Regions from separate parts of the Mus musculus genome. Here all the other regions are linked to region 2. Evidence: chromatin loops called from intact Hi-C (ENCODE). Cell type or tissue: heart. All regions are shown on one strand.

Region 1 (2,500 bases), 57 kb before region 2:
TATGTCCCTCTCACCATGGCTAACTTCCAGAGAGCTCTTGTGGTTTATATACCTACCGTTCACAGTCCTTCTTGTCTTTGTAGGACCATCATGCACTCGGACATTAACCTTATGCAGTAGCTGTGCCTGCTCTAAGCAATGAATAATGAATAGGAAAAATCTCTTGTGCAACTGTTAATGCCAAGAAAACGTGTGTGCAGCGCTGAGCTCCGCTGGCCTCCTCTGGGCTAGATAAACCTGATAACCAAGTTTATAATAATTGTGTCTTAATTAAAGTAAATAAATAATGGGTAAGGGCCCAAGTGTCTCCGATTCGTCTTCATAGATGGAATGTACAGACTAGCTTAGAGCCTGGGTCTCTAGACACTGAATCCCATAGAGAGATCAGAGGGATCAGAGGGATTTTTTTCTTCTAGTTCTGGGTTTTGAACATGCATTGACAGAATAGCAGGATTTTATATCTATATTATACTAAAAAAAAAAAAACCCATACATACTGAACCCATGGGGCCAGGCACCAACTGTATAAACAATTCTCCAGTTTCAGAACTCCTCTACCCATAAACTGAAAAATGAACCTTACCCCAACTTTGCAACTTAACATGAATTTTTTTTTTCTCAGAAAATTAACTTTGTGGAGTTAAGGTTAGAAACCCAGCCAAGGGACAAAAGCTACTGGTGTACAAATACACCACTACATTTTATTTTTAGCTGCCATCTTAGCAGCTCAGTGTTCAAATGTGTAATGATAAGGAAGCGCTACCCATAATCTGCCATCTTCCGCTCACCTCTCATTTGCCTTGGCATTAATTGTACATCTTTTAGATCTTCCTAAATCAACACCTATGCTAAATTGCTACTCAAGTCAAGCCAGGGGGCTTATATCTGCTTCCTGTCTGGTCCAGTCTGAAAGCCTGCAGACGAGGCTGTCTACATTTCTGTAGCACTCCAGAGTCTGGCTGGAAGCCCCAGTTGCTGGCAAGCAAACCCTTACTGAACAGCTCTCTCACATGCCTTAAAAATAGCTAGTAGGATGTACTAACACATATCACTCAAACTACAAAACAGCTCCCGGGCCTGGGATTAGGAGAACAGAGGAGGACACCGTGTGTCAGAGAGGATGGCACTAATATTTAGAAATGATTTTCTTCTCCTAAAAAAAAAAACATACTTAAACTTTTAATCAACACAGACTAATTGTGCATGTTCACAAAGTATCATGTGACATTTAAATACATAGAATGTATACTATTCAGAGCAGAGTAAATTTGCATACCTATGACTCTATTATTTCTTTGTGTTAGAAACATTCAGAGTTCTCCCATGGGTGGTGACCACTAGAAAACACATATTTCCAAAGGTCTTAGGAACTGGGTTATCTCTCTCTGTAGAAAAATTACAGTTATGAAGTAGCAATGATACTAAATGTATGGTTAGGACTTCGAGGACCATCGGAAATAGGTGTTTTCTGATAGTTGCAAGCCACAGGTTAGGAACTGCTGTGACCTACTCCATATTTTGACATATATTAATTGTTGTCCGTCAGAAATAATAGTCCAACTTGATATGAATCCTAGACCTGGCAGTGGAACCCCTACCAGGCAGCACAGCAGGCAAGCCATTCTATGTGTAAGAGAGTTTCCTGCCTGGTTTTCCTGGGACACGAACCTTAAGTCCCTGCCTTGGCTCAACCTGTGCTATCAAGTTTCTGCCTCTGTCATACTTTTCACACTAATATTATAATAAGCTCCAGATTTCAAAACTAGCTTTTGTCAAACTCTTCTGCCTTGGCTACATTTGGTGTGCCTTTTCTTTCATTCATTCATTCATTCATTCATTCACTCATTCTTTTCTTCAGTTGAATAAATACCTTTATTTCTAATTAATTTATTTATGTTTACTAGTTATTTCATTGTCTGGGCAGGTTCTAAATATAGTGTTTTCACACAGTAGACAAGTACGCTACCACTGAGCTGTGTTCCTCACCGGAGTAAATACCTTCTCTGCTAGACAAGGCCTCGGTGCTCCCCAGCTGGTGAGACACTGCCCTCAGTTCAGTACCTGGTCTTATTTGCTGAAGGATGAGGCCCAGGGAATCCCCGAGGTTGTTTATTTACCAAAGGAGTGAGAAGTCACTCGTGTCACAGACTTCTTCTCTCCCTGGCTCTCCCAGGAGTGATTATAAGAGATAGTTTTCAAAACAAGACAACTATGGTACCTTTGTTGTTCCTCCCTACCTATGACTCATTCAGTGACGAAGAGTCCGAGCTCATGTTTTCCTTGGCCTCCACCTAGGAGCATTCTGGGAGAACGTGTCCAGAGACTTCCTCCCCCTAATGTAAACCTAGCCATAAGCACAGAGCAGGTAGAGAGTCAAAACCAACTATGACCTAAGCAATAAAAAAATGCCTTTGTGTAAAGTTTCTGTCTTATAAAACTTGATAGCTCTTATCGATCCAAGTGCTAAAGTCCAACTGCACAGGGCACAGCTGAAACACTA
Region 2 (2,500 bases):
TGCTTAAGCTTGTCCTTTAAAAACATTTAAACAATGTATCTCTGTGTGTGTGTCTCTGTCTGTCTGTCTGTCTGTCTGTCCTAGAGTTTGGAAGCATAGAATATCTGGAGGTGAAGTTACAGGTAGTTGTAAGCTGTCTGACAGGCGTTCTGGGAATAGAACTGTGGGCCTCTGGAAGAGCACTGTGTTCCTAACCACTGAGCCCCTTCTCCAGACCCTAGGCTACTCCGGCTTATGTGCATTCTTTCATTTGATCCTATAATGATGTAGGGTGTACATCCAATCAGGAGGGATTGGTTTGGTATATTTACTTATTATCAGCATAGAGCACTTGGACCTCCCTTGTACCTGTTCAGAGGAAGAAAATCAACTAACTATATACCAACAACCTAAGTGAGGTCTTACAGCCTTGCTGCAGGGCTAGTTTCCTGCCTTTCTTTCTATCAATTTTCCAGTATACTCAAGAAAATCGGGAAATTGTAATGGGGCAATTATATCTCCTGAGACTTTTTGCCTGTTGAAATGTGCAGGACCCTTTTCCTGTGATGAGAGATAGCTGGTTACTTGATCTAGGTTTAAAAGTTATGTAAAAGAAAAAAATTATAATAAAAGGGATACTTAGCTTTTAGGCATCATTACATTATTTATTTTTCAGTACAAGGTCTTACTGCACAGCCCAGGTTGGCCTTGAACTCTCAAATATAGCCTAGGCTAGTCTCAGGCCCAGGACGATCCTTCTGCATCAGCCTCCACAGTACTTAGGTGGCATTATGGTTATTAGTTCTCATCTAAGGTGTGAAAACATCATCTTGAGGCTACAAACACTAAGGCTGAGCTCAGATCTGACCTTAGAGCCCCAGCTACTCGCTGGGTAAGTTGTTGCCGTAATTCAGGCTGATGTTTTCGACTGCACTTCTTGAGGCAGGATCGGAGCTGCTGAGCTGTGGAGCTGCTGATGGGAGGATTGGGGAGGGGATGATAGAGGGCAGAGACATCTTTTTGGTTGATCAATGAACTACAATTTGAAGGCATTTAATTCTGAAATAGAAAATGTAGTTCCACACCTTCAATTTACGCTTGAGTCCAGAGAGAGGCAGCTTGTTTAATATGACACAGAGCTGTGTCTATGTGTAGGTGTGCACCAAATTTGACGACAGATTTCCAGTCTGATACTTAATTCCCTGCTAAAAAGAACAATCCACCCAGACCCTTGAATCACGTGTTCTACCTGAGACACGACTTAGAAGTTTGACATAGGGGTTGGAGAGATGGCTCAGTAGTTACTGCGGTTGCAGAAATCCCAAGTTCAAATTTTAGCACCCATGTTGTGTGGCTGGCTCCTGACTGCCTGGGACTCCAGCTCCAAGGCATTCGATACCCTCTTCTGGCCTTTGAGGGCACTGCACTTAGGGACAAAGCTTAGTGTAGAAGAGGATTTGTGCATGCTTAACCAATCCTCTCCCTACAGGTCAGATGGGATTCTGATGGCGGACTCCCTGCATTTTCCAGTGATGCGGGAGGTGAAACATTTTATTGTCTACCCGCAGGGTGCTCGAAGCCGAGGAGCCCTGTTCCATCCTCACCTCCATACAGGCTGACTGTGGCTGAGACATTGCCAGATTGATCTGATTTTGTTCCGTTAGAAGTTAGGCTACCCCTTGGTGTCTCTGCTTTGCAAAATAGGGACTCCTGTGACTACCTCTGCCTTGGAGTTATTAGTGAGAATTCAGAGTTAATCTCTGTAGAGCATTTTGAAAAGCACAAGGCAGTTAATGAATACTCTTGCAGTTTATTAAGATGGTTCCAAGCTGGGTGTTGTACATAGCTCTAATCTTAGATCCAGGAGACGAAGATATGAGGGTCTCCAGGTTGAAGTCCCTTTGAGCTACACAGTGAGACCCCTGTCTCAAAAAAGTCAACTTCCTCTGCAAAAGACTGGTTTCCGTCCCATCTTATTTCCCTGGTACCTGGTATGGGATTCTCGTTGGTATAGGGCATCGATTCTAGCTATTTATAAAATATAAAAGTGTCTCCGGGCTGGTTCTTATTGTTGCTGATTTATCTGACTATCCTTATCTTAGCAGATGTAAGTGATAATTGAACGACTAAACTTTAGCAACCCCACCTCTGCCTGTAATTTCTACTTCCCTCTGAGTGATTTCTTCTTCCCCACAGCAACACATAAAGAGGTAACTGAAGTAATTATATTAACATATGTAACTACTCCTGTGGCTCTCTACCTACCTTCTCCCCTCTTCTTCCTCAAGAGAGGTCTCTGCTTAAGTCAGTATGGTCTGAAATTCCTGCTATGGCCCAGGCTCACCCCAAACTCCCCATCCGAGGTCTCAGGCTCTCTCAGTTGCTGGGATTACATGTGTGTGCCACTCCGATCAGCCCGGCCCAGTGCCTCCCTGCTCCCCCTTCTATGATAGAAACAGGGAGAGTCAGGTGACTTTTTCTAAGCATGACTCATCATAGAGGAATTTTCTGGCGAGAAGGT
Region 3 (2,500 bases), 100 kb before region 2:
ACCTGTCCACTGTCTCTGCCTGCCACAAAAGTTTGTAAGGACTTCGAATTCCTACCACTTTCCACTCTCTTGTCTTGTGGTACCCAAGGGTGGAACCCGAGGCCACGGACATGCTAGGCAACCACTCTACAACCAACTATGATCTTAGCCCTTGGAACTTCAAACTTGTAGACTTGAGCACAACACTTGGTTTCTGTTTCCAAGGGGTGGGGCAAAGAGGTTAATTCTGTTGCAAAAAGACATTTAGGATGTATGGCTAAGAGAGAATCTGTGTCGTCTTAGAAGAAACAATTAAAGATGTCCTCGAGACTGAGCAAAAAATCGGTAACATTGTTGCAGTTTTATAAGACAAAATGAAATATGCTCTTATGGCTCTTAGCTCTATTTGAGGTCCAGGGGTTCTATCCTTTGCAAGGTGGGAACTGACTAGTGTATTCATCAGTATCAAAGGAAACTTGACTCCTTAAAAGAAAGGCAAAACTTTATTTACTAGAAACAGGAAGATTTGGTTGATACTCATTCATCACCTATGGTATTAAGAGCAGGAGCCCGGGACACTTTGTAGTCACAAATGAATGTAACTGGGGAAGTTACAGAGCCCTGATATTCACTCTTACTTTCTCTTATTGAGACATAAGGGTATAATATGTGCCGAGGTGGTTTCAGCTTAAGAGCTGGACATGGCTCATCTAAAGTAAGAGCTATGTGTGTATATTGTCTGTTTGTTTGTTGGCTTGCTTGCTTATTTATTTATTTTACCAGTGATTAGAGCATTGTTCAATCATTACTCAATGGCTGTGAGATACAAGGAAAGGTTTCTTGGGGACATTTTGGGGAATTCTCCTTTTGAAAGTGCTAGATTTGAAGCCACTCTATGTCTTGTGACATATGAACAGAGAACAAAGTTCTGGCCCCTCTGCGAAGTTGTCTTAAGATTCCAAAGTCAAGTTAATTCGAAGCCCCGGGCTGGGTTATAAAGGCAAAAACAACTAAGATCTGGTGTAATAACACAATTCAGTGTTGAGTCTGTCTCACTCCAGGCATTCACCTGACTTCTAGACGCCCCGTTGTGATAATAAAAACATCTCTTTAACACACACTGGTTATTTTGTGATATGTGTGTGTGTGTCACACAAGCCTCCTTTTTGACTCATTCTATGTCACTCTCTACAATTCCTCCCATATCCTCTTGATCCCAAGATCAGTGTTTTCTATTCACATAGGAAATTGACATATACCGTACACAGTGTCTTCTATTCAAATTCTACCATTCACCAGGGTGGTCAGAAAACCATACTTGACATGCTTATGTCAGATTCAGTGAAGTCTATCCCGAAAGAAAGAAAGAAAGAAAGAAAGAAAGAAAGAAAGAAAGAAAGAAAGAAAGAAAGAAAGAAAGAAAGAAAGAAAGGAAGGAAGAAAGATTGATTAATTTATGTGAGTACTCTGTAGCTGTCTTCAGACACTCCAGAAGAGGGAGTCAGATCTCATTACAGATGGTTGTGAGCCACCGAGTGATTGAGGGGATTTGAACTCAGAAGCTGCAGAAGAGCAGCCAGTGCTCTTAAGAGCTGAGCCACCTCTCCAGCTCCAGTGAAGTCTATCCTAAAGACCTTTAAATTTGCTCATACCACTCACTTCCAAATCACTCTCCCATAAACCCCACCTCTCCATTTTCCTAACCACCAAGTCCTATCCCGACACATCTGCCAAGTGTTAACTCCCTTCCTGAGGGAAGCTGGTTGCATCGCTTCTCGTGCCTTGCTCTTGGGTTCCTTTCTGGTTTCACATTAGTTCAGTTACTTCCCATTTTCTTTCTTTCCTGAACTTGAAAGAGGTCGTGCTTTGCCCTCTTATAACCCCGCCTGTGCTCAAAGCAGACCCTTCCTCTTCCTCTGCCCTTCTACTCTCTCAGTTTCTAGCTTTGTGCAGTCGGTACAGCAGGGAGGGGTTTGCTGGAGGAAACGCACGTAAGTAATTAAACAGAGTCTGATAAGCTTGCTTGCAGCTCATTTGGACTTAAGTGCTTAGCTCTCTCTCTCTCTCCCTCTCCCTCTCCCTCTCTCTCTCCCTCTCCCTCTCCCTCTCTCTCTCTCTCTCTCTCTCTCTCTCTCTCTCTCTCTCCCTCTCTCTCTCTCTGTGTGTGTGTGTGTGTGTGTGTGTGTGTGTGTGTGTGTGTGTGTGTGTGTGTACATGCCCAGACACACACGTGAAAGTCAGAGGACAATCTTCTCGGGTCTGAACTCAGGCTATTAGACTTGGTGTCGAGTGCTTTTACACACTGAGCAATCTCAATGGACTTTCCCATCTCTCTCAATTTTTTGCATTTTGCTTCTGTGTCAGAGAAGCATAGCACAGAAATACCTTTCCCCTTCTCCCCCTGATCTTAATGATCTTGTTAAATTTTTTTTTTTTTTTGCCAGCCCTCATGCTTTAACCAGTGAACAGTCATATCTTCGTGCACATCTACAGCCATAGCTTCCTCTGTTCTGTTCTCATG

The links. Peaks named below come from ENCODE experiments on the same cell type or tissue, not always from the same donor. Only the 100,000 strongest peaks of a DNase experiment are listed, where the experiment ranks them.
Region 1: a loop joins it to region 2, with 2.6 times the contacts of the local background. A loop is called at or near these places in 7 of 42 quality-filtered maps.
Region 3: it touches region 2 in a loop (2.0-fold over the local background); 10 of 42 quality-filtered maps call a loop at or near these places.

What each region holds. Positions count from the first base shown.
Region 1 is chr16:78,258,215-78,260,714 of GRCm38, forward strand. No RefSeq gene overlaps it. Among named protein-coding and RNA genes, the nearest start is that of E330011O21Rik, 4.0 kb to the left of the region's middle. In heart, no CTCF peak of the experiment used is centred here; a DNase peak (open chromatin) is centred at 967; H3K27ac peaks cover 380 bases.
Region 2 is chr16:78,315,666-78,318,165 of GRCm38, forward strand. The region is part of intron 1 of Cxadr (coxsackie virus and adenovirus receptor); the gene reads left to right. Among named protein-coding and RNA genes, the nearest start is that of Cxadr, 15 kb to the left of the region's middle. In heart, a CTCF peak has its summit at 1,395 (motif pointing left); a DNase peak (open chromatin) is centred at 2,456; H3K27ac peaks cover 916 bases.
Region 3 is chr16:78,215,264-78,217,763 of GRCm38, forward strand. No RefSeq gene overlaps it. Among named protein-coding and RNA genes, the nearest start is that of Gm31613, 6.1 kb to the right of the region's middle. In heart, a CTCF peak has its summit at 1,493 (motif pointing right); no DNase peak of the experiment used is centred here; H3K27ac peaks cover 44 bases.